Regions from separate parts of the Mus musculus genome. Here all the other regions are linked to region 1. The links are chromatin loops, found by intact Hi-C in ENCODE. Cell type or tissue: left cerebral cortex. All regions are shown on one strand.

Region 1 (8,000 bases):
ATAAGGGAGAGTGTGTTAGCAACAGGGTGGAAGTTAAGAACAGCTCCATTAAGGTATTTGTTCCATGTTCTTAAAAGGTTTCAGTCACAGCATCAGATTTCATGATTAGTCTGGCAGCTTGGCACACACTTCCTAAATATAGTGAAATTGTGTCAGTGCAAACTATTATCAGGTTTCTTAAATATGGCCACAAAACTAATTTTTATTAAGGTATTTTAAAGCAAACTTCACTACCTTACCAGAATTAAAACCCATCTACCTGCAAATTGAGTGATGTATACCTCAAATACAAATATATACCCTTGGGGTCAGCAAATGGCTTGGCAGACAAGGTGTCTATGGCCAAACCTGATATCCTGAGTTCAAGTCCTGGGACTCACATAGTGGAAGAGAGAAACACCTTGCACAGGCTGGCCTCTGACCTCCAATTGTACTATGAGTCTCAATCACTCTCTCTCTGTCTCTGTCTCTCTGTGTCTCTGTCTCTCTCTGTCTTTCTCTCTGTCTCTGTCTCTCTGTCACTCTCACACATACACACCTAAAGAAACAAACTTAAGAACATACGTTTTATGGGAAAAATAAATGTTCTGTCTTGTATCACAAACTAATAGCCATACTTAAAGCGACTAACCCTACATTTCATATACTTACCCAGTTTATTTGCCAAATCGTTTCACTACACTTGGTATTTTTATTCTCACTGGATGAAGCTTTCAGAAATTCCTTTTGTAAGTTAGAATGTTTATACTCTTGAATGATTGATTAGCATAAACTTGAAAAGATTATTTTTTTAAAGACAAAATAATAGAGGTCTGCCCTCTCATGCAAGGTCAGTATTTAGCCAATCACCCTCCACACTGCTCTGTAACCGCTGCTGTCCCCTCACTGTGCCTCCTCTGTGTAGCTCCCTCCAAATTCCTGTGATCTGCTCTCTCTGGGCCAGCATTTGATGCAGAGATGGTACAGGACCATCTGGTTTTACATGGGTGACGCTTAGCTGTTCCGTTGTGATCTTTAATTTAACCTTAGCTCTGACGTGATATCTCTGCTCCTCTCTCCATCTCTTCCCGATGCCTCTCCTTTGCCCTTTGCTCTGCAGGGATCTCGCTGCCTTCGACAAATCCCATGATCAAGCTGTCCACACCTACCAAGAGCATAAAGCCAGCATGCATCCCGTGACTGCGATGCTGGTGGGGAGAGATCTGAAAGTGGATTAAGGAACTGATTGTTGCTGATTTCAGAAAATTCCTTTTTTTTAAAAAAAAAAAAAATTGAACCTATTAAGAAATACAAAATTTTAGCTGTCATTGTATTTTAAAGTGTCATTTTTGGTTTTTTGTTGTTGTTGTTTATTTGTTTTTAAATCATTTTTCATGATTTCACTAATATTCTCTGCCCCTTACAAACCAATGTGGAGTATTCATCTGCCATGAGATGTGGATATGAGAGTAATATCCTCCCCCACCCTCCCTCACCTCCTGTGGCCGTTGGGATAACTGTCCCTGGGGTCATGAGAGCAAATGAGCTAGCCCTGTCCCTTGCTGGCTGCAGCACTGCACCTAGCCTGGCCAGTACAGTGGAGCTGGCCCTGATGGCAGAGGCATAAGTGAGCTAGCCCCGAGGGTATGAGAGCAGATGAGCTGGCCCTGCCCCTCACTCACCTGGGCAGCAGAGTATGGCTGGCATGGTTGAGGGGCGCTCGTGAGCAGGCCCCAAGGGTGAGAGCACAGGATAGCCGGCCCCATCACTTGTCTGGTATGAGGTGGCATGGGTTGGAAGATGATGCCCTTCCCATTGCCTCCTGCAGCAACCAGGAGAGCTGACCCTGGGATCAGGAGAATGGGAGAGCTAGTCCTGCCCTGTCACTGACACAGTAGAGCTGGTCCTGGTGGAGTGGACACAGGTGAGCTGCCCCAGCCTCCTGTAGATGGCAGCACTGAGTGGCCTACCTGGAGCAGTGCTGAAGCGCTCGCCCTGGTGATGCAGATAAGGGAGAGCTGTCAGGCTGACCAGCTCAGCAGCCATCCAGGCCCAGATCCAGGGCTCTCTGAGTTGTCCCATTCCAAAATCTGTATCATTTGCTAATGGTTGGGGTGCGTGAAAGGGTGAGTCCTGCTGTTCCGAAGCTGCAGGATCTCCATGGCACAGGACAACAGCAGGGTAACCAGCAAGAGTCCTGGTGAGAATTCCATGTTGATGTCACTGAAGCCAAAGCTCTTGAAGCAAACCAATGACTCATCAAAATGAACATTTGCAAGTGAAGGTGTGTAGCCAATACATGGGATACGTTGGGACATATTACAGCTTCCATGATGAGATATTTGTAGTCTTATAAAGGACATTTAATTGGGGCTGCCTTACAGGTTCAGAGGTTCAGTCCATTATCATCAAGGCAGGAACATGGCAGCTCCAGGCAGGCATGGTGCAGGAGGAGCTGAGAGTTCTCTGTCTTTATCTGAAGGCTGCTAGCAGAATACTGGCTTCCAGGCAGCTAGGATGAAGGTCTTAAAGCCCACACCCACAGTGACACACCTACTCCAACAGGGCCACATCTAATAGTGCTACTCCCTGGGCTGAGCATATGCAAACCACAGCTCCCCAGCCCTGGATCCATCCTGCTGCCCCAGTGGACTTACCCCAGTCTCCTGTTCTTCACAGATCAGGTGACCACCCTGAGCATCCCAGTGTACCCTCACTCCATTCAGCCTGCCTCACCACCTCCCCAGAGCACACGGCATGTGGAGACCCATTGATTGAATTTGAACCAAATAAAAGACAGGCCTAAGAGAGTACCCTGCAGCTCGGGGCATTTCCACGTGCAACCTGTGGGGGGGGGGGGGCAGGGGGGGCGGGACATTGGCAGTCAGAGCAGAAGGATGTTATTTAAGGGTCACAGAGGGTCTGCAACACGGAGACATCGGTGCTTCTGTCTCGTGTGTTTCTCTTACTCTTAATGTGCACTCTGAACCCAGCTCACCCTGGGTTACACATAGAACGACAATCACAGTTCCAAGTTCTCCACTGAGCCCACTCCTGGTCAAATAAACTCTAGCTAAGGGGAGTGTTGTTTTAGAGTATAAGCTTTGGGTGTGTGTCATCACTGGGTACCCCCTAAAAATGTAAAGATTAAGAACACCCCGAAGATGGTTCCTGTCCAATCCTTGAATCCAGTTGTGTTCTTTGGTGGACTTATCCATGCTACAGCATAATCCCGTTTCCCAGCACATGGCTCTCACTTGCATTTCTTCCCTGGAAAGGTTAGAGGGCGCCAGAGACACACCCTGCTACTGGTTTTCCTAGGACCAAGGATGCATTCTCACTGGCTCAAGTTCAGCTAATTCACATGCACTGAGTTGTCTCTGTGTCAGATCAAGTGCACAGGATCACCCGAGGAACTAAAAGAACAGAAGTGTATAAATGGTGAAAAAGATGGGCATGCTAACATAGCCTGGCAAAGAATTCCACCGAACCCAGATTAAGGGTGACTTACACATAAGGTGAACAGAGACAACAGCTCTGGAGTTATCTGACACGCAAAGGAGACCAGAGAGTGTGAAGAGAAAAAAAATGAGAAGTCAGCCACATGATATTTGAGGTTTGTGTAGAATCTTCACATGGCTAGGAGGAACTGATTGCCCGGTACTGATATCATGGAATCACTCAAAAGCTGGGTCTACCTGGGATGTCAGCAAGAGCACCCGATAGTTTGGGTGACCTTTCAACCTGAGGGGTAGTGGGACATCTCAGCCTTGGCGCATCTGTTCATCTCCAGACATCAACATCTGAACAGGTATTCAGACAGGACTTGGTGGTGAATGAATGAATAAATGAAGGTGGTTCACATCTGAGGGCCACAGTTTTCCCAGAGTTGTAAAAGATGAAGCCCGTATCTGGGAATGAGCTGCAAGTTGAGGAGAGAGGGAAGACTTGGAGCGTTCCCTCTGGGGGGGGCATGAGTCAAAGGGTGGTGCCATCACCCCCACGGTCATAGGACTTGTTACATCAGTCTGCTGGGGTAAGCAGGTGACAGTCCAGAGTAAGGACTCAGGGTATGGGTTTCATCCCAAATTACACACATAATAGATTCTGGCTTCCCAAGGACCTTGAAGCTGTTTAAGCATAGCCACATAAGCAACTAGGATAGCTTCCTAAGCGGTGGGGTTCAGGAGGAGAAGAAAGGGTTAACCGGAGGTCAGGTCCGTGGGCAGAGATGAGCTAAGTAAGGTGGAAGGCCATGTCCTGGAGGTGGAATACTGAACTGAAGCTAACTTCTGTCTTGATAGCAAATCGAGATGTTGCCAAATTGCAGGGCACAGTCGGGGTGTGGTTGTCTGATGAATACATTTCGATAGACTGATGGTAAGACACTGGATGTGGATCTGGGTGTCTATCTACAGAGCAACTGTTCTAATGAAGTAGAAGGCAGGTCAGGGTTTCTGATTATTCAATCAAATTTCTCAGAACTGACATACTACTAAAGCGCACACAATTCTTTGAATCTCTTGGGCTATCAGTGTTCCTTAACACAGGTGGGGCAAAATTAGGTGGGGGGGGGTGCAGGGGAAGCGGTTTGGGGCAGGGAAGAAGCTTAGCTGAACTAGGGATATCCAGGGGGCAAAGATAAGGAATATTCACACACACACACACACACTCTTGAGGGCATGTGGAGTGTTAAAGTCCAAGTCCTGGTGAGAGTAATTGGGAGTCTCCCCATCCAGCAGGCACGGACCTCAGGGTTGACACACACTAATTGACTTTGTCCTTCCAGCTGCCCGTGGGGATATTCGTTTCATAGACGAGTAAAGCTGAATCCCAGGGGACTCAAATGACTGCGAGTCACACAGCCAGGATTTATCCCAGGTAGATGCCGCGAATCACGGCATTAGAGAATTTGCCTTTGGCTTAGGAAACGGGAAGATCACTCACTCACCCCAGGGTAGTGAGCTGAGGGCCTCCAAGCTACGGTGATTCATGTGTCTAAACACAACCTTTTCAGAACTGCTTTCTTTGATGGAGCAATGGCTTTGGTAGCACTGGGCACTGGCAGGGAGGCGTTGCTCAACGCGTGTTTGTGGAATAAATAAATGAATGGGGATTGCTACACTCTGGGTGTCACAATTGACCGAGAGGATGCGTTTTACCAATTGAGTAATTCCCTAAAGAGGGGAACATGGTGTTTATAAGCAGCTTTCAAGGCAGACTCAGAAAGGGAGAGAGAGAACGGGGAACCCTGGTCAGAAGGACTTCCAGGGTCAGAGAACTACAAGGTTACATTAAAAGTGGGCTCAGCTACCCATATCCCTGTCTCCTGCACCTAGTTCAGCATCCAGAAAGGCCAAAGGAACACCAGAGACCGCAATCAATATTTGTTTAAAGTGTGAATGGCTAAAGGCAAGGGAAGGGGTGTGTTCTGAAAGTCCACTCTCAGTCTCACTGCCAACCACACCCCAGCAGACACTCCCCTCCCTGGTAAAGGATAAAGGCTCTCCCCAGTCGAGGACTGTAGGAAAGGAGCCAGCCCTTGGTTACAGTGGCCTGCTGCTCAGAAGGGCTATAGCATCTGAGCCATGCCTAGGTACACAGTGCACGTGCGTGGGGAATGGCTGGCGGTGCCCTGTCAGGATGGGAAGCTCACTGTTGGCTGGCTGGGCCGTGAGGCTGTGCGACGCTACATGAAGAACAAACCGGACAATGGTGGCTTCACTTCGGTGGATGAAGTGCAATTCCTTGTGCATCGGTGCAAGGGCCTGGGCCTGCTGGACAATGAGGACGAGCTGGAGGTGGCCTTAGAGGACAATGAGTTCGTAGAAGTGGGTGAGTGGCCCTCAGGGGAACAGAGCCTTGGCATGTCCTGGAGGAAGTCACCCCCGTGTCAGGGAACACGGCAAGAAAAAAAGACTTGAGTACTTGCCCTGGGGGAGCCTCAAGCCTTGCTTTATCATCCACCTCCCCCTGCCCCCAGCCTGCAATAGATGGAGAGAGGCAGGCCACAGTGACAGTCTGGACTTGAACCCAAGGCTGCAGGTTAGAGTCCCTTGCAATGACAGAATCCTTCTGTAAGGGACTGCCAGAGTAGAAACAGAAGCAGGCTAGAACCAATCTTCCACGTACATCCCCCTGCTACCTTTCTGCTTTTTGCTTTCCTGTGTAAAGACGCTAAGACCGTGTGAAAATGTAGGATGTCACGGTCCAGCAGCCGTTGCTATGAAACACAAGCTCAGTGCATGGAGGGGTCATTCCTGGGTCTGACACCTGCCCTGATGTGACACCCTGTGACCTGCTAGGCCCCTCTCTCCCCTTCTTGTTTCAGTGATTGAAGGTGATGTGATGTCTCCTGATTTCATTCCGTCGCAGCCAGAAGGAGTTTTCCTGTATCCTTTGTGCATCCCCTTTGGTCAGCCCTGCGGTGGCTGGTCCTGACACGGTGGGGCTGGGGCTGTTCCACATTGCTAGTCTGCTCCTTTACCTGGCTTTAGATACAGCAAATACCGGGAGCCTGAAAAAGTAAGCTATTTTCCTTTTTGTGGGGAATATAAAACTCTGTCATGTCTGAAATATGCCTCCTTTCACCTACCACTTTAAGAAGGGGAAGGAGGAGGGGGAGAAGAGGACAAGGAAGAAGAGGAGAAGGAAGAGGAGGAGGGGGGAGGAGGGAGGGGGAGGAAGAGGAGGGGAGGAGGGAGAGGAGGGGGAAGAGGGGGAGGGGGAGAAGGAAGGGAAGGAGGAGAAGGAAGAGGAGGAGGAGGAAGAGGGAAGAGGAAGAGAAGGAAGAGGAGGAGGAAGAGGAGGAGGGGAAGTAGGAGGAAGAGGAAGGGGAGTAGGAGGAAGAGGAGGAGGAGGAAGAGGAGGAGGAAGAAGAGGAGGAGGGGAGGAAGAGAAGGAGGAGGGGGAGGAGGAGGAGGAGGAGGAAGAGGAGGGGGAAGAAGAGGAAGAGGAGGGGGAGGGTATATCTGGGTGAGCACTATACTAAAAGACAGGTTTCATCCAGCTCAGAGTATACTATGGGGAGCCTGGCCCCTGTTTTTCTGATTTTTCTTGCCCAGTGTTCCCGTAAGCCAGCCCTGTTCTTAATTAGCACATCAATGCCTCAGAACGGTAGTAAACTATCTTTGGGGTCAGGCAGAATCCAAGGCTACTCCTTCAAAGCCCCTCCCACTCACTGAACCTCACCCTTCTTGTTCAGTACATTGCCCTAGATGGGGACAGTCTGAGCACAGAGGATCTGGTCAACCTGGGCAAGGGACGTTACAAGATAAAGGTACGTGAGGGAGGACAGGAAGGACAGTGTCCTTCCGTCCCCATTGGACATGGAAGGCTTTCGTATGCTCACTCCTGGCCAATGCTCTCCTAGCTCACTTCAATTGCTGAGAAGAAAGTGCAGCAGTCCCGGGAGGTCATCGACAGCATCATCAAAGAAAGAACAGGTATCCTTTTCTCTCTCGGGGTGTCCCAACATTAGTTTACGGGCAAATGTAGGAAGAGAACCCCTGTGGCATCTAATCAAAGTGTCTGTTTCTTTCTTTTTTGTACTCCAGTTGTTTATGGCATCACCACAGGTTTTGGAAAATTTGCTAGAACTGTAATCCCTGCCAATAAGCTACAGTAAGTCTCCCATGAAGGCGCCACAACCCCACCTGCCCCAACTTGGAGATTTTGTTCCCATGAAGATCATTCACATTTTCTTTTTAAAGCACACTGACATTTGTTGAGAGCTCACTTCAGACCGGTAGTTCTCAACCTTCTCAATGCTTCGACCCTTTAATATAGTTCCTCCAGGATGTTGTGATGACTCCCCGCTCCCACCCCCAACATTATTTTCATTGCCACTTCGTAATGGTAATTTGGCTACAGTTACGAATTGTAGTAAATCTCTGATATGCAGGATATCCTGATATGTGAGCCCCAAAGGGGTTGGGACCCACAGGTTGAGAACCCCTGCTTTTGATCAAGCCATGGGCAGCAAATTCTCACACAACCCTGGGAGACAGTCAAGCGTCTCA
Region 2 (8,000 bases), 62 kb after region 1:
TGGGACCCCAACTCAGGCTCTCTGAAAGAGCAAGTTCAAGCTCTCAGCAGATGAGCCATGTCTCCAGCCCCTGTATACAGTTTCTTTACTGTTTATTCTAAGTATATAGTTTGCTTTGCACATACTCCCCTGTGTAAACAGGACTATTGAAAGGTGTATTTCCTTTTCTCTGGACAGGACCAGGAGACAAAATGGCATCCCAGATGCACACATCAATAAGTTCTGGAGGTAAAAAGCAACCAGTCAATGTATTTATTCTTGCTATGTGCCTGGTGTGATTGGGGACCGTGGTGGCTTTAGGGGTAAGGGAGAAAGCTGCATGAAGTCAGAGTGGGTCACCTTCAGTGAACTGCATCAGCTTCTCATGGTTAAGACAGTTAACCCAGCTACTGTCATGATGGAGGACAGAAGGAGCTGAGCACTGTGGGAATCTGCTAGCTTTTCTCTTCCACCTCCTGCCATCCTCCTGCTTTATGATAAGACAGGGTCATGGGGGCTCTCTCAGTGTGCTCTTCATTGGAATTGATTAGAACTAGCAAGCTTGACTGCATATGGAAGGTGCTGAAAACAATCAGCTTCAATGTGATAAAAGGTTCTGTTCTCTGAGAATGAGACAGAGAAGAGGGAGAAGGAAAGGAGGGGAGCGCGGGGAGGGGGGAGGGGGGAGGAGGGGAGGAGCGTGGGTGCAATCCCTTTTGAAATTCCATTGGCTTTCCCTTCAAAGTATTCCGCAGAGCCCAGCCAGAGCTTCCCCCACTTCCCCCAGCTCTGCCCCCATTGTCTGGGCCACTTTGGTTTCAACCCTAGCTCTCCGGGTCCTACTTGCTTCTCATTCACCTGCAAAGAAGCCCACTAACAATCCATCTTACTGAGAGTCAAGGCATGCAGGACACTAGCTGACCCCAGACCCCATGGCTGCCTCTCTCTTTCCTGCCGCAGGGCCTTTGCATTTTCTGTTAGGAAGTCAGAACTGCTTTTCCACAGATCTGTCACTTCATCAATGGCTCTGTCCCTCCACTCAAGTTTGCTCACCCCAGGCCTTGTCACTTGAAGGATAAAAATGTTCATTTGTTGTGTTTATTATTTGACACCCCCCCCCACCTCTGTCACTTGAGCACAATGTAAGGGCAGAGTCCCTGTTTTGTTTACTAATGCGCATTCCCCAATGTATAGCCAAGGCCCTTCCTGCATGTTTATGGAATGAATAAATTAGAACCAGGAAAACAGAAAGGGGCAAAGCTAAGAAAGCTAAGAAAGGAGTCTATGTGTCACAGGTTGAGTAATAGTCCCCTATTAGTACATAGTAATAGTAATAGTACAATATACATACATTGTATTCCTTGGAGCCTGTGAATATGTTACACAAAATAGACCTTTTAAAGTGTGATTAAGTTAAGGAGCCTGATATGGAAAGAATATTCTGTATTATCTGACGGGCCTGGGATCACCTAAAAGTCTGAACAAGGTGGAAGCAGGTGTGTCTTAGACAGGGAAGCCAGTGTGACCACGGAGACAGAGGACAGATTTATTCTGTATATCAACGAAGAGGCTGCAAGTCAGGGCACGTAGGCGTGCTCTAACAGCAGAAGACGTAAGCAGTTTCTCCCTAGAGCCTCCAGAGAAACACCCCCCCATTTTGGGGGGGGGGTCATTGTCAGAAGACTCATTTTCAGGCTCCTGACCCCTAGAACTTCAAGCCAGGGGGTTTGTGGCGCTATTCCCAGCTTCCATGGGACACTAATGGGGATGCACTGAAAAGGTTGCTTATCAGCCATGATGTGACTCTCCACACCCTAGAGGGAGATACATATGAGCCTGGAGCAACCTGGATTCAGCCAATGACTCTTGTCAAACTGGCAAGCTGTAGATTGTAGGCCCAAGGGTTGCCTTGCCCTAGACCTGCAGAAGGATCAGGCAGGAGGCTAAAGGGTAGATTCCCATATTCATTGTTGGGTATAAGGTGCTATTCAGGGGATACAATATCAATACTGCCCCCAAAGATCAGTCTACCCAGAACCTGAAAATAAGAACATATTTTCAAAAGGGGTCTTTACAGAGCTAATTAAAGGATCATGGGTTTATGGTCTATCTTGAATACAACTAGCGGCCATGTGTGGGGGTGTGCTCCTTTGATCCCTGCAGAGGCAGGCAAATCTCTGAGTTCAAGGCCAGGTTGGTCTACATGGTGAATTCCAGGACATCCAAGGGTTACATAGTAAAACTCTGTCCCCCAAATCAAAACAACACCCCATTAAATGTAACTGGTGCTTAAATGCATTAAATGCAGTTAGCTTTAGAAGGCTAGGGGTGAAGAGAGGGCAGATGGGAATATGTCCCTATCTGGAATCCATTGTTGTTCAATGGTAAGGGGCACAGGATGATTTCAGGCCAAGTCGTGATCTTAGATCCAGGAAACAGAACCAGTGGAGAGGCTATGCACTGTTGAGAAAAGGACTCACGGGATTACAGAGACAACCATCAAGCTGGAGACTCAGAAAAGCTGGTGCTAGAGTCCAGCCCAGTGCAAAGGCCTGAGCCCAGGGGAGCTGACAGGATCAGCCCCAGTCAGTTGAGCATGGGTGGCAATCTGAGAGGAAATGACCCAGCTCAAACAGCAAGGCACCCATGTGAGAGAGAGTCAGTGGGGAGCATATGTCCCCCCCCTCCCCCAGCCTATTGTCCTACTCAGGCCCTCCGTGGATTGGCTGATGCCCACACATGTTGGGATGGGCGGTCTTCTTTACCAACTCTACCAATTTGAATGCTAAAGTCGCCTGGAAAACCCCTCACGGACATACCCAAAATAACATCTAATTTGGGCAAACCCTAGCCCCAGTCAAGTTAAGACATGAAATTAATCACCACTGATACTCTCTCTGCTGAGCCCTAGCCTGTTGGCCATGCTTCTCCCACACCCTTGCACTGCCCAGGGCCCAGCCTCTGCCACCTAACTGTCTCTCCTCCCTGTATCATGAGGCCTACAATATCATCTGCCTTCTTGACATCTTTACAACCCACAAGGCCGGCCAAGAATCACCCACAGTCTCCTCCCTGTGGCCAGACATGGCCCTCCATGGCTGACACCCCCTTTCCTAGAAGGGGCCCATTATACTCAGCCTTCAATGCATCCAGTTACCTACTGTGTGTGGTACTCTATGCTTAACTCTCTAAGGAGCTGGCAGGCGTGTTCCAAAGTGGCCCCAGCATCTCACTCCTCTGCTACTGATTGGTGGGGCCAGGGTCCTCTTCACATCTCTACATCTCCAAGTGTGAGCTTGTAATAACGCAGACTCCTCATCTCTGGTTCATGTCCCCTGAGATGCTGGGCCCTGAGAGAGTGGGCAGAGAAGATGTGGCTCTTACCGGGGAGACCCAGGAGCTGTACTGCCAGGTTCAACTGGAGGGCAAGATCCATCTGAAACCCACCTTCTCAGAGACCCCTGCATCCCATTTCTCTACTCCAGCTGGTGGGGGCTTTATAATTCTGGCCAATAAAGGAACTAACTACACCCTCCTTCCTTTCCTTCCCTCTCTTCTCTCTCTCTCCCTCTCTCCCTCTCTCCCTCTCTCCCTCCCTCCCTCCCTCCCTCCCTCCCTCCCTCCCTCTCTTTCCTTCTTCCTTTTCTTTTAGATGAAGGAAAAGATGCTGTACTCAAAAAGGAAAGACCCTACAAGATTTTTTTCAAAGATCTCTTCGTTTTCAAAGAAAATGAAATTGCTGCCAGGAAAAAGGTAAGGTTTTCTTATGATCAGCATCCCCAAAGAGGTTAGAGCCAAGTGCTTTCAGCCATAGATCTCACTAGTTTTACGTGTTAAGTCTAAACTAGTTAAGACACGGTGATGCCTTGTCCTATGTTTGGCGCCATTCTGGGAAGACAGTACACAGGGACCTTCAGAGATCGCCACCTAGTGGGAGAAGGCCGCTACACCATGTCATCACCAACTAGCTCCACAGCTCACTCTCCATCTTGTGTCCGACCCCCTAGGGTTTTTCATATTGCTACATTTCAGGTCTAGCTTGCACAGGTGGCATGTTGTACCTCACTGGCCAAGCACAAAATAAAAGTATGTCTTACCATGGATAGCACCTTGGGACCGGCAGATCCTACAGCCAGAGCTGTGTGAAGGAGACAGCAGAGGTCTGCTCTGTGGACAGAGAAGAAAGAGTAGGAAGAAGACCCAAAGCATTCACTGTGGTGGCAGGAGCGGAGTCTTTAAGAATAAGCCAAAGTGTGTCAAAGCTGTTACGGATAAACAAGTTTACACGTGCTTTGAGGATAGAGGAGACGAAAGAACGGGGGTGGTGACGTGGAGAGGCAAGGGAATGCTTTTTAGAGTAATTTAAAATTAAAAAAAAAATCAGCACTGGGCCTGATTTTCTTCCCAAAGGTAATGAATGGGTTAAAGGACTCTCCTGGCTCTTGGTAGGATGAATAAAATAGCCAGAAACATGAAGTGTATTCACCCAGGGGTGGCTTTTCTCTGGGCCTTGAGAGCCTCCTCAAGCTTCACACGAGATTAAACTGAGACGTTGAAAGCTATCCAAAGGGTGGGTTTTCACTACTCTCTATGGAAGTCTGCCTTCCATTAAGTTTTCAGCTCCAGTGAGCTAACAATCTTTGAAATTTCCATATTTTCCCTGATTTAATCTAGAGAGGCATTTTCCTGTCTCCGTTTCTGAGATAGTTTGTATAAGGCCCGCCTTTGCAAGGTTATCCTTGTCTCTGTGTAAGAAAGCAAAGGATGCTGGGTACATTTCTTCCCGGGCGAGCTCCGGAACTGCCTAAGGCCGAAGGTCTTTGCTGTTTACATCTGAGCACCGTTATAACAGTATAATACTTTGGTGCATTAAAATTCCTTTCATGCTTTTCGCATCTTGGGCAGGAGAGAATGAAAAACCACAGCATGAAAATCTACCAGAAGACAACATTTTCGTCCCGAATGAAGAGTCGCTCACACCTTGGCCAGCTAGCTTTTTTCGCTGACGCAGGCAGCTCCTCCTATGAACGTCTGGGGCTAGATCCCACTCTTATTCTCAGGCTGACAGAAGGTAAGTGTGAGGGTTCGAAGAGGTTTTACCCTCTACAGACTCCTGTGTTCGAATGGCTCAGAGGTAGGTAGTGTTACTATTAGGAGGTGTGGCCTTTATAGAGGACATTTGTCACTGTGGGGCGAGCTTTGTCATCTTAAACGTTTAAACTATGCCCAGTGTGAAACAAATCCAGCCTCGTCCTGGCTTCCTGCTAATCAAGGTGGAGAACTCTCTGCTCCTCCAGTGTCATGTCTGCTACAGGCTGCCATGCTTCCTGCCATGATGACGGTGGACGAAACCTCTGAAACTGTAAGCTGGGCCTAATTCAATATTAGCCTCTGTAAGAGTTGTTGTGGTCATAGTGTCTCCTCACAGCAATTGAAATCCTAAGACAGTAAGTCAACATTACTCTTAGTTATTCATATATATATATATATATATATATATACATATATATACACATATATAATTTATTTTATGTACATTGGTATTTCGTATAATATATACATATGTATATATGTGTATATATACACATATATGTATATATAACTTATTTTTTTTAATTTTATGCACATTCAGATAACCTAGAACTGGAGTTATAGGCAGCTAAGAGCTGCCATGTGGTTGCTGGAATTGAACCTGGGTCCTCTGGAAGAGCAGCCAGTGCTCTTAACCACTGAGCCATCTCTCCAGTCCCTATTCTTGGTCTTAAGGTGTGGCTCTGGATATATGCTATTCATTGTACGTTTGGGAGATTTTCTGGTGCTGAGAAAGATGGAATCAGAGCTGCTCTACTGTTGTGAGATAAGCTACCGGAGAACACAACGTGAACTACTTGTTTATTTGTTTGTTTTATCTGTGTAGCCCTGGTTACAATCGCTACAGATCAGGTTAGCCTGGAACTCAGAGATCTACCTGCCTCTGCCTCTGCCTCTGTTGAGATTCAAGACATATGCCACCACTGTCAGGCCAACACAGACATTCTTCAAGTCAAAAGGAAAGTCTTTATTGCTGGACAGTGGCTACATGGGGAACTTGCCCAAATCATGAGGCCCCAAGTCTCACAGCCACTTGTCTTTCATGTAAAAGGCAAAATAACACACGCTTGCGCGCGCGCACACACCCACACCCACCCACCCCCACCCCCCCCACACACACAATATCCTGGTTGGCACACTTCAGTAAGCAAGACACAGAAATATAAAAGCCAAAAATAGCTAGGGACTTTTTATTTGTGGACTTTTCTAGAACTATGGACTAGGTCTCTGTTCCCATTTTGGCCTGCGTGCTGGGTTTCAAGGTCAGAATGGTACCTCTAACATGGTGTCATTCATGTTAAGTTCTGGGGCCTGTTACAATGTGGCAGGTAAGCTCTTTGCCATAGACTCGAGAACAAAAAGAAAGTGGCTTAAGAAGACATTTTTCCAAGAAGATCCTTACTTCACCTGCCTTTGGGAAGGAAGAAAGTCAATGCCAAGTAACAGTGTTGACTTTGTCAAAGCCGAGTTACATGAAAGCGATAGCCCTAGCTAGCTGTACTATTTGAGGTATGGAGATATAGACACTTCCTAAGGTCGGAGGAGCTTTGGTGGTTCAAAACAGGACTCAGGCATACAGCATCAGGAAGCTGATGGGGTGAACAACCTTTCTATCATTGCAAAAATGAGCCTGGTTTATTGACCTGGTCATCAGAAATGTCATAAGCACTTCCTGTGCATCACAGGTCAAGAAGCACCTACACATGGAAGTCCTTTGCAGCTAAACAAGGCCAGAATGGCTCACAAGAAATGGGACTTTGAGGTCAGCAGCTCCCATAGAGAAAGCAAGCCATGAGGCTGGAGAGACGGCTTAGTCAAGAGCCCTTTGCGACTCTTGCAGAAGACCAGGGGTTGGGTCCCAGCATCCTCAACAGTGGATCACCACCTGAGGTGACTTCCTCAGGCACCAGGCACACAGGCATGGGCATGAATGCAGGCAAGATGTTCATCTGCATAAAAATAAATGAATCCATCTTAAGAAAAAGATGGGTTGGCTAGATAGCTCAGCCAGCAAAGGCAATTGCTGCTCTCCCAGAAACTTCAGGGTCTGTTCCTAGCACCCACATGGAGGCTCACCACTACCTGTGACTCCTGCTCTAAAGGATCAGGAACCCTCTTCTGTCCACTTCTGGAACAAAGCAGATATGTGATGCTCAGACGTACACGCAAGGGAAAAACACTTTACACATACAATAAAAATAAATAAATTTTTTTATAAAAAAAACTCTTGGGTTTATTTGTTTTACTATTTTGTGCATATGAGTCTTTTGCCCTCATGTATATAAGTGTGTCAAATCCCCTGGGAACTGAGATTAACAGTCAGTTTTGAGATGCCAGGTGGGTGTTGGGAACTGAACGTGGATCACCTGAAAAAGTAACAAGGGCTCTTAATCGCTGAGCCAACTTTCCAGACCCCAAAAAGCATCTCTTAAAAAGAGGAAGCAACGTTAATTGATTTAGACTGTCTTGCAGATGCATACGTGACTGAAGAGCAGTAAATGGCAGGCAATAGTTAGGGCTCAGCGACAGCACCAGGTCTCAGAGATCCCTGGGTTCCATCTTGTGCCTCCGTGTTGAGTCTTGGGCCATCGAGAACATGTAAAGCGGCAAGTGACATGTTTACAGTTCCTTGCAAAAGAGGTGACAATCCTTGTTACCCTAGCAGTCCTCAGGTAACTAGAAAGCACAGCTTGGCAGGTTTGCAGCCCTCCTCTGTGCTGTTTGCTGTGGAATGGAACAGTTCTGGCCTCTTAAGACTGAATGCCATCGGACAGGCTCCTCCAGAGGGAAGAGTCCAACTTTTATGATCATCTGAGGCTCTCTCAACAATGTGGCAGGTTGCACAGAAAAGCGATATGGAATTTTCACTTAAAGGCATCTCCCTTGAATTGCATCTCAAATCAGCAACTGACTGGAGTGAAATCACTTTT
Region 3 (8,000 bases), 90 kb after region 1:
CACACATGTGCAGAAACACACAAATGTACTGTAGAAGAAACATCTCTTTGAATAATATTCCATACTGTGTGTATGTGTACTGCATTTCCTTTATTCGCCTATCTATGAATATTTCTGTTGTGTCTGTGTCAAGGCTGCTATAAATAATAATAATGAACACATGTATTAATATATGTCATCTTTGAAAATTCTTGCCAAGGCAATACATATTCTTAAAAAGCCACTACATATCAAATAATTAGCCTTGGGAAGAAATGAGCCTTCATCAGCCTCCTATCTCCTCATCTTATCTTTCCTTTTCCACCCTTCCTGCCCTCTACTTCTCCTCTAATAAAACCTTTCTCCTTTCCTCCCCTCCCTCTTTTCCTCTTTAACATCCCCCATCTTTCCCCATAGCCCAAATCATCTCTTCCCATTTGCCATCTCTCCCTGGGAACAAGGTTCCTTTACGATTCTCTCGCCCCCCCCCCCCATACTCCAAGCTGTTGTGAGTATCCAGAACATTTCCAAAAACATTTGTGTTCCAAATGTGGTCCCCAGCTATTGCTGGGAGGGTAGGGTCACCGCTGCAGACCTTGTGACATCTGCAGAGATGTGGAGTCTTTGAGGATGGGGCCTAGTGGAAGGAAGTTAGGTCATTGGGGGTAGGCTCTTGAAAGAGAAGGGGACCCTTGGTGTCTTCTCTCTTTACCTCGTGGTTATAGTGAAGTGGCCTCCGCCATGCGATCCTGACACCGGCTACTCTGCCACTATGCACTTCCCATAGTCCCAGGGCAAACGTAAATAGTCCCTCCTTAAAAGTTGACTTTCTCAAGTAGCTTGCCACATGGGTGGAGAGCTGAGTGACAGCTCCCTCCCTATGCTGTCTAGACAAATCACATGAGCGTATTATGAGACACTTCTCTTCCCTGTTGATTGACTAGCTGCCAGAGATTTATTTCAAGGAGCCAGAGGAGTTGCTGCAGGTCTTCACGGAGCTGGAAGAGCAGAACCTCACCTTGGTTCAGTATTCCCAAGATGTGGATGAGAATCTCGAAGATGTCAACAAAAGAGAAAAATTTATACAGGATAAGATGTGAGTGGGTTCCTCCTATTCAACAGTCACTAAGCAGAGACCATATCCAACCACTCATGATGGCCCCTCTCCTGGTGTAGGCTGGGGTTTTAATTAATAACAATTTACATGATGGGTCCAAAGGAAGAATTGACATCTGGTCAGACTAGATTGGTTTGAGTTTAACTTTCCTCCTGCTTCCTCTCGCTCTTGAAGCATTTTCCTAGCTGGAGGGGTTGAAATGGTGCCCTTTGGCATCACTGCCTTCAGGACAGAAAATCTGTTCCAATGGAAATTAACACCTGCATGTAAGCTTTTATTTGCCTCCCGTGGACTTGGCTGTAGGCCTGAGAGCTGCCTCAGGGGATCGAACAGTTATTGACCAAGCATGAGGAGGGGAGTCTGCACAAAAGCCACACACAGTAGTGCACACCTGTGAGCCCAGTGCCCCTAACAGGAGGCAGAGACAAGAGACGGCCCAGAAGGTCACTGGCATTTGCCAAAACAGGACCCCAGGCCACTGAGACGGGTAAAGGCTGCCAAGGTAGAGTTCAATCCCTGAAATCTACATAGTAGCAGGAGAGCGCCGAGTCCTCCAAGCTGCCTGTGACGTCCACATAGGCCGTCGCATACACACACACACACACACACACACACACACACACACACACATTTTGGAAGAAGGAAGAACAGGAAGAAGGCCTTTCTCAAACATGGTGAAAAATGGGGATTGATACCTGAGGTTGTTCTTGTGACCTGTGTGCGTGCGTGGTGAGCACAGGCCCTCCTCTCCCTCCTTCTCCTCACTCCCCCTTCTCCCTTTCTCCCTCCTTCTCCTTCTTTCTCCCTTCCTCCCTCTCCTTCTTGCCCCATTCCCCTCTCTCCCTCTTTCTCTCTCTCTCCCTCTTCCCCTCTCTCCCTCCCTCTCACTCTTCCTCTCTCTCCCCCCTCCCCTCCCCCCCCACCTTTCTCACTCGCATGACAAATGCACACACATGCACTTTGGCCATGTCATCACACGCTGACCCCTTTGTGGTTGCTGGGTGCCAGGTGCTGACATGTGGCCAGCAAGAGGGCTGAGTCCCTCAACTTTGAGTTACAGACGAGGGTCCCCTCCTTCTTTTGCAATAGAAACAACAACATCTCCTTCCTGCTGGAGCACAAACATATGCTCAGGATGAACTGTGAACGAGAGGAGGAGAAGGCAGCAGAGCTGGAGCTGAGGTCCAGGCTCTTCAGTTTTGGAGAATTCAATTCCGATGCTCAGGTACCTTCTTGGCCTGTGGTAACTTTATTTTGTCTCCCGGTAATGATCTGGCCTCCCTGGGTGCTGAGCACTTGACACACGGGGAGAGTTAGGGCAATCCATAAATTGTTGACGGGGTGTGGAAAACCAGTGCGTGGAATTATTTTGTCAATATGGAAGAATCGTCCAGGGGGTTCACGTGAAATGTTGTTCTAGTTATTTCAAATGGCCCTTCTTTGTTGCTATGTTGTGTGTGATATAGTTTATTCGTTTTGATGGCAAATTCATGTGACCACTCAATGACAGAACATGTCATGAACCTACACACTTAATACTGCATGGAAAATTGGCCCAAGCACAGAGCCTAGAATATGTGTCAACTTCTTTGGGCTTAAATAGATTGGCTTGTCTCCCAGCACCCATGACACATCCTCACACCTTTATTTTACTGATAGGTTCACCTCTCCCAGCTGCATGCAGAGCCCTCCACACAAGGACCATCCTAACTTCTTGTTAGTGAACTCAGTCCAGAGCTCCCTTAAGTGTCGATGCTCAATAAATGTTTGTTGAATGAATGATCAGGTTAGTTTACAGATCCACAAACTCTAACAACCACTGGTTTCTTGGGAAAGCCTCATGGAATTTGAATCCAAAGACGCCGCATTGGGCTAACATCACATGTATGGCTGTGATCTTGACTTTTAGGCAGAAGTAGATTTGAGGAACAGGCTACTTTAGGAAACAGATGACCATCCTCCCCTACATGCAGACAGGCAGGGTTACTAAAAGCAAAAGCTGTGGCAGGAAATGTGTTGATTGTAACCGTCCAGTTCTTCGTTTTTGTTTTTAATCAACCATTTCTTTTCATCAGGGATACACTTCTACCAAAACTCTGCCACCTAACCATCTCGAGTGTGCAATTCAATGGCACAAGTACCTTCACGTAGCATAACTGTCGCCACGGTCTATTTCCAGAACTTTTCTGCCACCACTGAAGCATAAAGTTGGACATTGTAACCATTTTTTTTGAACGTACAGTTTGGTGGTGGTAAATACGTTCACGTTGTTTTGCAACCAATCTCTAGAATGCTTTTGATCTTGTACAAGAAGAACTGCATATGCATTTAACACAAGTTCCTGGTCCCTTCACTGCTCAGCCTCTGCTTCTTTGTCTCTGACTTCGACTCTTCTCCATAGCTCATATACGTGAATCTGAGCAGGATGTGTCTTGTAATGTCTAGCTTGTGTCACAAAGCATAAGGTTCTCTGGGTTCATCCATGCCGTGGCGTGTATCAGAATTTTGTTGAATGATATTCCATCCTAAACAGTACTTTGTTTACTGTATTGGTTGACATTCATCTGATGGACACTTGTATTGTTTCTATCCAACTCTTAAATAACTGTGAAGCTGACCACCCTGTCAAATAAAAGATAAATTATCTTTGCTAGCTAATGGTACGGCACGCCACAACCAAACCACTTTAATCTCAGCTTTAGGGCAGCTAAGGGGGCGCAAATGTCATGCTCAATACTTTTAAACATTGAGTCAACCATGAGAAGGGAGAATCTAGTTTGTGAAAGGCCCAGGGCTCAATGCGCAGAGAACAGAGACTTGATTCAAAAGTTCCTCAAGACTTCGATCAACGAACAATCACAAGTATAAATGTGTACAATTTGCAGGCACACTCTGGAACATGGTGTTAATAACTTACAGTCTTCCAAGAGTATGAAGTGATATGGAGGGAGAGAGAAATGGAAAACTTAGAAGTGTTTTGTTTTGAGGGTTGCTGTTGTTAGGCACAATCTCATTATCCAAAGCTGGCTTCATGCTCACTATGTAGCTGAGGATGACCTTGGAGTTCTCCTCCTGCACCTCCTGTTTGAGACTGGGATTACCAGCACAGACCACCACCCAGTCTCACGCAGTTCTGGGCTGCCTCACACGCACACTAGGCCAGCACTGAAGCAGCGGTTTCTCAGCCTTCCTAACGCTGCGAGCCTTTGATGCAGTTCCTCGTGATGTGAGCCCCAACCATGACGTTATTTCCATTGCTACTTCAGAACTGTAATTTTGCTACTGTTTTGAATCGTAATGGAAAGATCAACACGGATGACACACGGACATCCAGACAAGCCTCCAGTTTGAAACACTGCTCTGGTCCATCAGGTCCTGTTCACTGTGGACGTACACCTAAGTTGTCCTGGTACCCCCAGTCTTGGATCCATCTTCCTGCCTACTGGCCCTGGGGAACACTGGCCCTGGGGAACCTGGCCTGCTGCCAGGGCCTCCAACTTGAGTAGCTCTGGTCCAAGCCCGCCCTCTAGTGGCAATTTAAAGGACCCATTTGCACATCTCTCTTGTCTCTAGTTGGCCTTATTCTGGAACCCTTTTTTTCCTTTGCTGTCTTAGACCAGGAACTCAATCTCATTTTCATAATAAGCCATCTTTCATTTCCTTCTATTAGTTCTTAATCCATTTTCGCCTTGTAGTTCCCTCTCCTGTTTGATGAGGGATCTTAAAAGACAAAAAAAAAAAAAAAAGAAAAAAAGAAAAAGACACCATATAAAGTCTCCATCTGTCCATGCCTAACTCTGCGTTCAAGTATCTTTCCATCAAAAAGAACATGCTCCTATCAGTTTTACTTAAACAAGCATTAACTTCTTGAAATTCCCATGTACATTAGGGCAAGATAGGTTTTTCTTCTTTCAAAAACAAATTTAACCCTGCTGGCCTAGCCCATGTTGTCCCACACTTGTGGCAATCACTCTCCCAGCCCGTGTGCTAGGATTATAGACATGAGCCACATCTTCTACTAAGATCCTGATTACTCTTCTTCTCTTTAATATGCAGTGTGTCGCCCCGTTGGGTGGGGTACTTCCACTATTTTCTCTTTTTTATATTTGTCTGTCCTTTAGCTATCTCTAAGAAATGTGGAGTTCTCTAAATAGAAAACAAAGTAAGTGCTATGCTAGAGGGGACGTCATGGCACATTTATGGTTTTCTTTTGTGTTATTTTATATTTCTCTAGGGTTTTTTTTTTTTTTAAGGACTGTTCTTTTAATATAAGTGAAAATAAAGTAAGTTTTTAGAAAGTGAGAAACTAGGAGCTTTGTGATAAACAGGATCTTTGGAACATCCGTTAAAGCGAGAGGTGGGAACAACAAGCTGCCGGAAGTGGCAGACCTTGTTTGGCGTTAAGCGATGGCATGGCGGCTGTGAGGCCCTTATGGTTCCAGATGGGTCTCCCCAGTGGAGGGAGTCACATCAGCCTTGGGTGTGTTTTTCTTGTCTTTATGGTGATTCTCATCTTCTTGAGCAGAAGCAGGCAATCCTGAGGCAGGAGCCTACATGGAAAGCGATTTACTTTGCTGAGAAGTTTATTGAGTTCCTCTTGAGGAGTATCAGCCAGCCCGTGGCGAAAAAGGATCCCTTTCATCTCCCGAAATACATTATCTACCAGCTCAAGAGACTGCAGAATCAAGTAAAACATCGAAGTGGCGAGGTACAGGGATCGGCGGGCTTCGGCCTACGTGCTCCTTAGCTTAGACTTAAAGCAATGGCTTCCCCACGGAGACCTCAAAAATTAAACTCCCAGCAGGCTGTTTGGTCGGCCTAGGGATCTGTTTGCTTGTACATGCATTTCTCTGAAAGAAGGCACTCGTTTATTCAGCAAACATTTATTGTGTAGTTATGTGCAAGGCACTGTTTTAGGTGTGCACAGTAACATAAGCAGTGGTCCCTGCCCTCTGGTCCCCTCTCAGGAAGGGGACTGGGCACATATGCGGATACATACCTATCATTCAGCATTATAGGGTTTTCAACAATAAAACCGGGAGGGGCACACGTTAAGCCACTGGTGGTACAAAGTGATTTGAAATGTGTATGTGTATGTTGTCGGCACTTGGAACATTTAGGAAATCTGGTCAACAGAAACATTCAAGCCAAAAGATACTATCTTATAATTTTATTCATCTATCTATCTACATATATATATATATATATGTATATATATATGTATATATATATATATATATATTTATACACTGTATATATTTTAATACAATCCAAGGTGTCACTGTAATAATGATCTGGCTATAAATTATAATACAAATTCTCCTTGCTACCTGATTCTCAGTGATTTGTCTTTCGAAACATTTAGGGAGCAGGTGGGGTGTGACCCAGCGGTAGAACATTTGCTTACCATGTATTAGGTCCTGGGTCCTCTCCCCAGCACGAGATGATGGTGACGGTGATGATGATGATGCTTAAAGAGCTTTCCTCTTGTAACAGTAGAATGGAATTTTGCATTTACTGACAGTGAGCCACCATATAGTGACGGAACGTTTTCTGCTTTTTTTTTTCTTGCGCTCAGGAAAAGCTAATAGACTCTCTTAGTAAAAAGATCAATCAAGTGTATAGAGTCTGCATCGGAGATGCTGAGGTTGGCAGCTTGAATGCAGTTCAAAAACTGGTCAAAGTAGAGTCTCGCCTGGTGGAGCTGAGCGACCTCATTGAATCTATTCCCAGAGAACACGTGGAAGCGATCGAAAGGCTCAAACAGAAGGAGCGACGGCAAAAGTACTGTGACAGTCTCCTCAGTATATCGAATGGGTTACATGGCTGGTTTGCATAAATCCCACCCCACTGTTAGCTGTCTCTATATGGCAAACATTGCAGGATGGGAATGCAGTGGAGGATTCAGCCCTGCCCTCCCTCCCACAGAGAATGTTCTTAGGAAATAAGTGTTATCATTTCTACAGGCAATGGGCACTGTGACCCAAACGATCTGGGTAAACACAAGGTTTATCAGAGACAAGTGACCCAATTAGGATGGCTGTGGTGGAAGGAGGAGGGTCTCAAGTCATATGAACATTTCTCAGAGGCTGTCATGTGAAGAAAGAACTGCACTGTGGTGAAGGGTCTGTCCTTAGATGACCACAGGTGATTCGGTCTATAAAGGAATGGCAACTCTTAGGTGACACTATGCAATGTTTTAGCTGGCACTCCACCCCCACTCATTTATCTCCACAGACCTCACATGACCGTCATCCCTGAGACCTCATCCCTGCAGATCTCTACAAGTCAAATGAGGATCTTTATAGGCATTTTGTCTGGAACGATTATCACTATAACATGGCTGCTACTACCACATGACATGTAGGCAAAGCCGATGAGTGATTACGTCATAGGGACGATGTATCAAATTAACGATGTAAAACCACTGAACATGTCTGAAAGATACTAGCCATTAATGTTACATTGCTGATGCATGGAGGATATTCTCTCTCTCATGTAAAAATGAAGGTGACTCAGACAGCTCTTACACAGCATTGAGCAGACTTAGCCGAGGACAACTCCTTCCAAATGACCTCAGGTTCCTTACAGTACCAGGGAGTGCAATGACAATCTGTTTTCAACAGTAATATGCATTCAGTTCCAGTTATTAAAGGAACTTTTTCTCCAAAGTTTAGAGCAGTGGCCCTAAACCTTCCTAATAGTGATCCAAGCCTTTATAGTTCTTCACATTGTAGTACCCCCAACCCTAAAATTATTTTCACCGCCACTTTATAACTAATTTTGCTAGTTATGAATAATGTAAGTATCTGATATGATGCAGGACATCTGATGGAAAGGTCATTCAACCGTAAAGGAGTCGTGACCCACAGGTTAAGAACTGCTTTGTTTAATGGTACCTAAC
Region 4 (8,000 bases), 100 kb after region 1:
GACTCCTCCACACCAACAACTCACACTGGATCCATAAACAGTAGCTCTAAGATTATCTTCCCATCACTCTTGTAGCTTTGGATTTCATATATTCATTAAGACATGCATGGGTATAGAACTCATGGATAATAAAGCTCGTTTCAAAGTTATTAAGCCTTCTAGATGTTATTTCTATCTGCTATTAAAGTGTCTCAAAGAAGAAAGCTTATTTGAGTAAGTTATAATTCTTAAAATTTTCTGAAAATTCAGCTCCAAAGAACCAGACATTAACTTTTCTTAGAGTAAAACATTATGAATCATATTAACTTGTTCAAATGGGTGTACAAAAGCTATGGCTAAAATATATTAGCCAACAACCAAACCAAAAAAAGTTAAGATTTTTAAAATCTCATGTACTCAATGGGGATGGGGGTGGAGGGGTGGGGGTGTGTAAATCAAGAATGATCTTTAGGGTTACTTTTGCAAATTCTATTCTAATTTTAAATGAAAAATCTTTAGCTATTTCAGCAGCTAAAATAAACTAATTATTTAGTTATATTATTTAGTTAGTTAGGGTGGGGGGGATTCGAGACAGGGTTTCTCTGTATAGCCCTCGCTGTCCTGGAACTCACTGCCTCCCGAGTGCTGGGATTAAAGGCGTGCGCCAACACACCCGGCTTTAGCTATCATTCTTACAATTAAAAAAAAAAAATATCCACCAGTGCTATATGGGGTCACCAAAGGCAGAACAAGAGAAGAGAAGGAAGCGTCTTTCATAAGCAGGCAGTGGACATAGGTAGATGTGGCTGGCATAAAGCATTTAAGACATGCAAGCTGTTTCTCTGTAGGAAAACAAAGCAACCAGAGAACATGTTGTCACTAGAACAAATGTTTGTGAGATGATTTTGTATATAACTCCTATCAGAAGGAATGTAATTGTGTGTGTATGTAGATATTTATGTTTTTGAGAAAGGGTTTCTCTGTGTAGCTCTGACTGTCCTAGAACTCACTCTGTAGACCAGGCTGGCCTTGTGCTCAGAGATTAACCGGCCTCTGCTCATAACTGCTGAGATTAATGGTACACATGGATTAATTATTTTTGACATTTCCCTAACACTTAAATGGCTTCTAAGTTGTATCTATACTAATGACCCAAAGTTTAGAGCTTACTAAATTCAAAAGCCTCACTACTGTTGAAAGGCTTTCAGTGACTGCCATCCCACCTTCTACTCTGGCCTTTTGTCTGTACCTCAAACACCCTAGTACCCCCCCCCCAATCCCCGTGGACAGAAGCTTTGCATCTGCTGCTCCTTCCAACAGATATGATTTTGTCCCAGATGCCAAAGGTCTCTTTGGAGGCGAGGCTGTTCAGTACTGCACACTCATAACCCTGGTTTTGCTTTACCGCCATGCTGTGGATCACTCCTACGCATCTGTGGTCCACAACCATCTCCCACCACTGGAACAAGCTCAAGGATATGGACTTTGTTTTGCTCACTGTTATATTCATGGTACCAAACAGACAACCAATACCTTTTGGCTAACTGAAGCAACTCAGAAACCGGGCTCGCTCAGAGATACATTTTATACCTCGGGACACTACATTAACTGCAAGATCAACTATTAGGTGGTTCATTTGTTTCAACAGGGTTTCATGTATTCCAGGTTGGCCTGCAACTTCCTGTGAAATGGGGATGATGTTTTAATTTCTAATCCTCCTGCTTCTATCCCAGGAATGACAGAATCACAGGCTTTTTTTCACAGAATCACACCAAGTGACAGGGATGAAACAAAACATTCTGGGGTTTTCAGTGTATTCATAACATTGAACTCTCATTTCTAATCCCACACTATATTCACCACTACAGGCATACTTTCCAGACTTTTCTACAGCTTTTGTAAATAACTCGTTTCAAGAATTTTCCAGACCAAATCTCTCCATATTCTTGTTAGCTGGATTTCTAGTTAATATATCCACCTAAGTAACCTTTAAAATCTGGGCAGAAACTACAATTAAACACACAAAAAAATTAAAAACAGACAAAGTGGCACATGCCTTTAATCCTACCACCCAGGAGGCAGAGGCAGGCAGATCTCTGAGTTAGGCCAGCCTGGACTACATAGCATGATACAGGCCAGCCAGGGCTACATAATGAGACCTTGTCTTAAAAAATACAAGTAAATAAATAAATAGAGGATGTGAGTACCTTGTCTTAAAAAATACAAGTAAATAAATAAATAGAGGATGTGAGTAACATATTTCTCCAAAGATGAAAGCACATGGTTAATACACACATGAAAAGGTGCCCAATGTCATTGGGGAAATGCAAGCCAAGAGGAGATACTATTTCAGATCAGGAGAATAATATTTATACATTAAAAAGAGGAACCTCGTAGAAAACAAGTGTTAGTGCAGATGTGGAAAACTGTAACTCTTGGGTACCATCTGAAGGAATCAAAACCACACAGCTGCTATGAAAAACAATATGACATCTACTCAAAAACAACGAACCAGTAATCCGACTTGTGTATATACTCCAAAGAGTTAAAAGTAGACTTGGAAAAATGCTTGTTTGAGGCTGGAGAGTTGGCCAGAGGTTAAGAGCACTGGCAGCTTTTCCAGAAGACCTGGGTTCAATTCCCAGCATCCGCATGGTGCCCACGGCATCCATAACTGCAGTTCTAGAGTGCTGACGGATGCCCTTGTCTGACTTTGATGGGCAGCAGGCATATACATAGTACACTGACAAGACATCCATAAAATAAAATTAAAAACTAGAAATCAAAATGAATGAACAGGTTGAGAATGTAGCTTAGTGGCAGACTGCTGGTCAGCATGTACAGAGGTCTGGGCTTGATCCCTACAAGAAACTGGACAGATGGGGCTGGAGAGATGGCTCAGCAGTTAAGAGTGACTGTTCTTCCAGAGACCCTGTGTTCAATTCCCAGCAACCACACGGTAGCTCACAACTATTTGTAATGGAATCCAATTCCCTCTTCTGGTGTGTCTTAAGAAAGTGACAGTGTACTCACATAAAATAATGTTTTAAAAAAACCAAACAAACATAATAGACTGTAAAAATGCGTTATAGCTATATAACGGGATATTATTCAGTCCTGAAAAGCAGTAACTTCTATCAATGAATCCTGAAGCTATAATCAAACCAGACAAAAGGACAAAAAGCCTACCCCAGGGCATTTATGGGGCTTTGTTCCAGGGCCTCTAGGACCAAGGGTGTTGGAGCTCCTTGTTTCAAATAGCTGAGCATCTGCATAGAACCTAATGTCCTTCTAATTTCTAGACTGATCATAGCCTAGTACAGTGGAGAAAGCAAAAGGACTGTGTACCTCGAACATAAGATATAATTTCTCTTAAGAATTTTTGATCTGAAGTTAGCTGAATTTATAATACATTCCACTTACATGAGAGACAGTCCCACTCTTAATCATAGGGCTGGATTACAGGTGGATTACAGGTGGTAACAGAACTATTTAATGGGTACAGAGTTCCATTTGAGTACTAATGCCACTGCATCATAGTGCTAATCGCCTATACAGACACGTCTTAGAAAAAGACAGGCTGAATCATTGTTTTCTGTAATAAACTAGTTTTCCCTTCTGCTTTAGAGACCAAATGTCAAAGCTCTGTGTTCTGGTGTAAGTACTCCTAAGAACATCATGGTTCAACCTCCTCCCTGGTTCATACTTTAATCTCGACTCCACTTTCTATTGTCAATCTGTGCGCATTCCCACCAGTCTCAGTAAACCTTTGAGGAGTAAGGTGACACAGTAGAAACCTGGTTTCCTGCTCCTCACCCATGCTCCTCCTCCTCAGCATACCTGCATGTTCATGTAGCCATCCACGGAGACCAGGTAGCCCTTGTACTCCATGCCCCACTTAAGTTTCACCATCACTGGCTTCCCTGTCAGCCCATTGAGAAAGGGCTTGGGGTTGAGGGGTAGACTCTGTATAAAAACCAAAGGCAGCACTCAATAATTTTTGCTTACCTCAGCTTCCACCACCCACTCTCTACTGAGACACCAGTCAAGACTTTATGACACAGGGTAAACTCCGATCCACCATCACTTTATAATTTGCTGGAGGGTGTCTGAGAGAAATTTAAGTACCCATTTAGCCAACTTCATAGTCCACTGACAGAAACGAAAATATGAATTATGCAATTAAATGTCGAATGACAGATGGGAGTGGGGCAAGTGTGTAACACAATGACAGGGCACTGCCCTAGGATACTTAGGTCACTAGTTCCATTTTGAGCACTGCCGAATGGACAAAAGCCCCAAATACCTACATTATCCAAGCTCTAAAGGAATCAAAATAAAGGTACAGGGTGGTCTCTGCAGACATTAAAAAAAAAAAAAAAGCTCAATATCGTCAGTGAGAGGGCCTCTTAATGCTAAATCAAGAAGTATTATTCCCTTTAAATTCATAACCACCCCCATACTCCATTCCACTCACACACCATCCCAAAGAATCTTGGAGAGCACAGGGTCTAAATGAGTAGCCAATTTACGCTGCCTATAATTTATCATCCACAAACCACTTATCAAGTCATGTACTATTGTGACTTAAAAGAATGCTCCAATGGTCTCTAACTGCACTTGACAGAGCCTCATATTTCCTAGGAGGCGTTAAGGTCCCAGGCTGTATTTTAAAACCATCATTCTTGCAAGCAGCGGTCAATTCTTGTCAATTCCAACTGGTCAAACCTACTTTCTACTTGGAACTCGCGCAAGAAATACTCTTCCACCTGCTCTGTGACCTGGATGTCTGGTTATTTGACACCTTCTGGAGAAGAGCGCTCCTCCACTGCGTTATAACTAGGCAGTGCACCTCTCAGAGCATCCTATCAGCTCCCTGCTTAACAATCACCGCTACTTGTAATTGCTTATTTTGTTGTTATTATTTGACGGCTGCCTACCTCCCACTCCTAAGAAAACGCAGAGTCTACCTTACCACCCCATCTTCCTGGCGCCTAAGATCAGTATTAAATGAGTGGAAGGGTAGCCGGGGTTTTCTGCGCCAGAGGACAATCTGCTAAAATTGTCAACAGCAAGGAATAAATGGCGCACTGCGGAGCGTGCTAGGTAGAAATGGAAAACTCGCTTCGGTTTACCCCTACCCTGTGAGCCCAAACTAGGCTACACCTCAGGCTCCGGGACAAACAACACGCGGAAAGGTGGCTGGGGATCTCGGGGAGGGGAAGGGCTTCCGCGCGCGCGCCGCCAAGGCCTCCGACGTCGGGAGCAGGAGCGAGCGGCCAGCCGCGCGGCGCCTCGTGGGGATGAATGGGAGGCGCAGGGGGCGGCGGGCCCCGCGAGGCCGCCCGTCCTCCAGCCCCCGCGGCGCTCATCGTCCTTACCATCGCGACCACCGGCGAGCGCTGCACCCCGCTAGCCGCCGACTCCGCCGCTGCCCGCCCCTCGTGACCGGAGCGGCTGCCGCTACAACCAAGCGACCCGCGCTAAGAGAAATGGCCGACAAAAGCGGCCTGACCTTTCACCTCACGCCGCGTTGTCTCGGCTTCTGTGATTGGCCACCAAAGACGTGTTTACTGATTGGAGGGGATGGCGGTACTGTTTCCTAGCAACCAGGTAAGCGTGTGTTTGTGTCCACTGCTCAAGTTCGAAGTGGGAACGATTGAGCGACCCCAATGTCTTTGCTTCGGGACAAGGGGAAGCTAAGTGCCCTGGCGAACGGACTTGGTTTCTTTAGCTAAAGAAGGTTTAGTCTGTCCTTCAGCTGAAAGAACGAGATCGGGTTCTGGAGGTCATCCTCCCATAGATCCAGCACTTGGGGAACACCTCTGGCACGGCCCCCCTTTTATGGGACTGTTCTTTATTACAGAATGTCCGTCCACTTGCGGGTTTTTAAAGGAAGCTGGGGTAGCAAGACTACGTGAGTGCTAGTGAAAAGCACTCAAGTGGGGCTTTACAACAGTTGAAACCAGGTCAAGTTAAGTCTCGGATAATGTGGTGGCCTCTTGTCGTTCTGATGTCTAAGCATTCCCAGAACCAGAGGCCAAAGGAGGTCCGTTTACGTGTGTTTGTGAATAGGATGTGGGGAATTATTGACGCTACCACAGGTTAATCGCTCTGATGGAAAGTTATCGATCAGAACCCCGTTTAATTTCCCCATAATCTCAACATTTCAGTATCGCTTCACCTGTGATATGAAACCCGTGTAAAAAGAGTACTTTTTTCTTTTTCGGGAGATCTAACCCTATATGAACCTGAACGGTTTTTTGTTTGTTTGTTTGTTTTGTTTTTTTGGCATGGATTCCCCAAATAACTCGAGATTCGAGATTGGCCCAGGCCTAAGCCTAAAGACTGTCGTTTATATTATTAAAGTATGCCAACACATTCTGGGGGTGTTGGCTCAATGGAGAAGAGCGCTTTTCGCACGTGAAAAGACCTGGGTTCGAATCCCATCCCCACATGGTGGTGACTCACAACCATCCAAAGTTTCATGTGCCGGGGACCCATCTCTCTCTTTTGACTTCTGTGGGTGCCAGGCCCTCCCGCGGTGCACATGCGCACATGCAGACAAAACATGATAAAGAAAATTTTAAAAATGATGCTGCTAATCTCAGATACATTTTGATCAGACCGAAATCTTAGCTCGGATTTTTTTCCCATGGTAATGGAAGAATAATTACTGTTCCTGACACTCAAATATGCTCTACTTATTCAGTCAGCATTGACAAATTTATAAATCTTAAACTCACAATCCTGGGGATACCTAGTCCAACTTCTAATTTAATACTGTAGGTGATGAAATACTGGGAATTAGACTCAGACAGATTCATGTTAGTATTTTTCTCCTTGTATTGAGCTGTCTTCCGTATTCTGCAAAGGACCAAGAGTAAAATGCACAAGGAGAGATACGTAATAAAACCAAGACAGACAGAATATTTGTCTCCCAGGTTATGGGAGAAACCAAAGTTACAAGACTGGGGGATGTACCAGTTACAAGTTTCAAATTTTCTACAATATTTCTACAAGTCCAAGCACCCAGAAGAAGCAGTGTTTCAGGTCCTCTGACCTGTAGTTCCTCAACTTCTAAGCCCCATCATCTTTAGAAAACAGACTCTAAAGCACAGATCTCAACCTGTAGGTCACCACCCCTGGGGGGCAGGGGGGTTGAGTAGCCCTTTCCCAGGGGTCATGTATCAGATATACTGCGTATGAGATATTCATAATAGCAAGATTTCAGCTATGGGGTGAGCAACAAAAATAATTTTATGGCTGGGGGTCTCCACAACATGAGGAACTGTCTTAAAGGGTCACAAGCAATTTGGAAGGTTGAGAACCACTACTCTAAAGAACGATTTAAATGAGAACACTTTATGGGCAGACAGAATCTCGGGGTGGTGAATGAGGCATAAAGACAAGGGAGACGAAGGAGACACATATGCTATAAGGTTTATGGTTTTGAGTCTGTTGGTGTTTCTTCACAGAGACAAAACTAGTTGCATAGTGCTATGTGACCATATCTGCACAGGCTTTGTGGAAATAGGCAGTGGAGAACATCAGAGAGAGAGAGAGAGAGAGAGAGAGAGAGAGAGAGAGAGAGAGAGAGATATTGGGGGGTTTCTTTGCCTGCACATCAGTCCCCTCCTGCCTCCTAATGTCCCCTGGAGAGTTCCCACCTCCTTACTAAGGTGGCAACTCGAAAATCAGATCCCAGTTTAATAGTTTAACAGGAGTGCCTAGATGTGGCAGAAGGAGCCTCTGGGGTCAGGTTCAGGTGGCAGAACTTGAGACCACACTGAATAAGCCGGTCACTGCAGAGGATTCGGGCTGTCCCGTTTGTAACCAAGATCTAGGAGCCAGACAAAACTGAGAAGACCTGAGGTGACACATACTGTGCTTGTATGCAAAGGTCATAGAAAAAGCAGTGTGTGAGGGAGCAGAAGATTTGAAAGAACACCGTTATAAAGTACGTAATAGGACATGAGACTGTCGCTGTGGCTTTTAAACTTTTAAAGCACAGAGCACTT

What was found. A loop is a pair of places that touch in the nucleus more often than their neighbours do. Peaks named below come from ENCODE experiments on the same cell type or tissue, not always from the same donor. Only the 100,000 strongest peaks of a DNase experiment are listed, where the experiment ranks them.
Region 2: a loop joins it to region 1, with 6 times the contacts of the local background. A loop is called at or near these places in 22 of 42 quality-filtered maps.
Region 3: it touches region 1 in a loop (8-fold over the local background); 22 of 42 quality-filtered maps call a loop at or near these places.
Region 4: a loop joins it to region 1, with 2.5 times the contacts of the local background. A loop is called at or near these places in 22 of 42 quality-filtered maps.

The regions. Positions count from the first base shown.
Region 1 is chr10:93,483,564-93,491,563 of GRCm38, forward strand. It overlaps Lta4h (leukotriene A4 hydrolase), which reads left to right. Exons shown (of 19, transcript NM_008517.2): 19 at 1,100-1,333. The coding sequence ends at 1,217. Hal (histidine ammonia lyase) reads left to right here and starts at 5,205. Exons shown (of 20, transcript NM_010401.4): 1 at 5,205-5,814; 2 at 6,311-6,371; 3 at 6,477-6,504; 4 at 7,184-7,258; 5 at 7,352-7,424; 6 at 7,536-7,602. The coding sequence starts at 5,568. In left cerebral cortex, CTCF peaks have their summits at 1,909 (motif pointing right) and 3,277; DNase peaks (open chromatin) are centred at 1,957, 3,290 and 4,228.
Region 2 is chr10:93,545,278-93,553,277 of GRCm38, forward strand. Ccdc38 (coiled-coil domain containing 38) reads left to right here. Exons shown (of 16, transcript NM_175488.6): 2 at 178-228; 3 at 3,632-3,732; 4 at 4,885-5,050. The coding sequence starts at 192. Among named protein-coding and RNA genes, the nearest start is that of Ccdc38, 8.6 kb to the left of the region's middle. In left cerebral cortex, a CTCF peak has its summit at 3,907 (motif pointing left); a DNase peak (open chromatin) is centred at 3,907.
Region 3 is chr10:93,573,088-93,581,087 of GRCm38, forward strand. It overlaps Ccdc38 (coiled-coil domain containing 38), which reads left to right. Exons shown (of 16, transcript NM_175488.6): 12 at 924-1,075; 13 at 2,186-2,321; 14 at 6,675-6,880. Among named protein-coding and RNA genes, the nearest start is that of 4933408J17Rik, 12 kb to the right of the region's middle. In left cerebral cortex, a CTCF peak has its summit at 4,630 (motif pointing left); a DNase peak (open chromatin) is centred at 4,615.
Region 4 is chr10:93,584,179-93,592,178 of GRCm38, forward strand. Ccdc38 (coiled-coil domain containing 38) reads left to right here. Exons shown (of 16, transcript NM_175488.6): 16 at 1-148. Snrpf (small nuclear ribonucleoprotein polypeptide F) reads right to left here and starts at 5,480. Exons shown (of 4, transcript NM_027246.1): 1 at 5,361-5,480; 2 at 3,820-3,945. The coding sequence starts at 5,363. 4933408J17Rik (RIKEN cDNA 4933408J17 gene) reads left to right here and starts at 5,235. Exons shown (of 4, transcript NR_045810.1): 1 at 5,235-5,592. In left cerebral cortex, a CTCF peak has its summit at 4,785; DNase peaks (open chromatin) are centred at 4,823, 5,251 and 5,533; H3K4me3 peaks cover 1,859 bases; H3K27ac peaks cover 617 bases.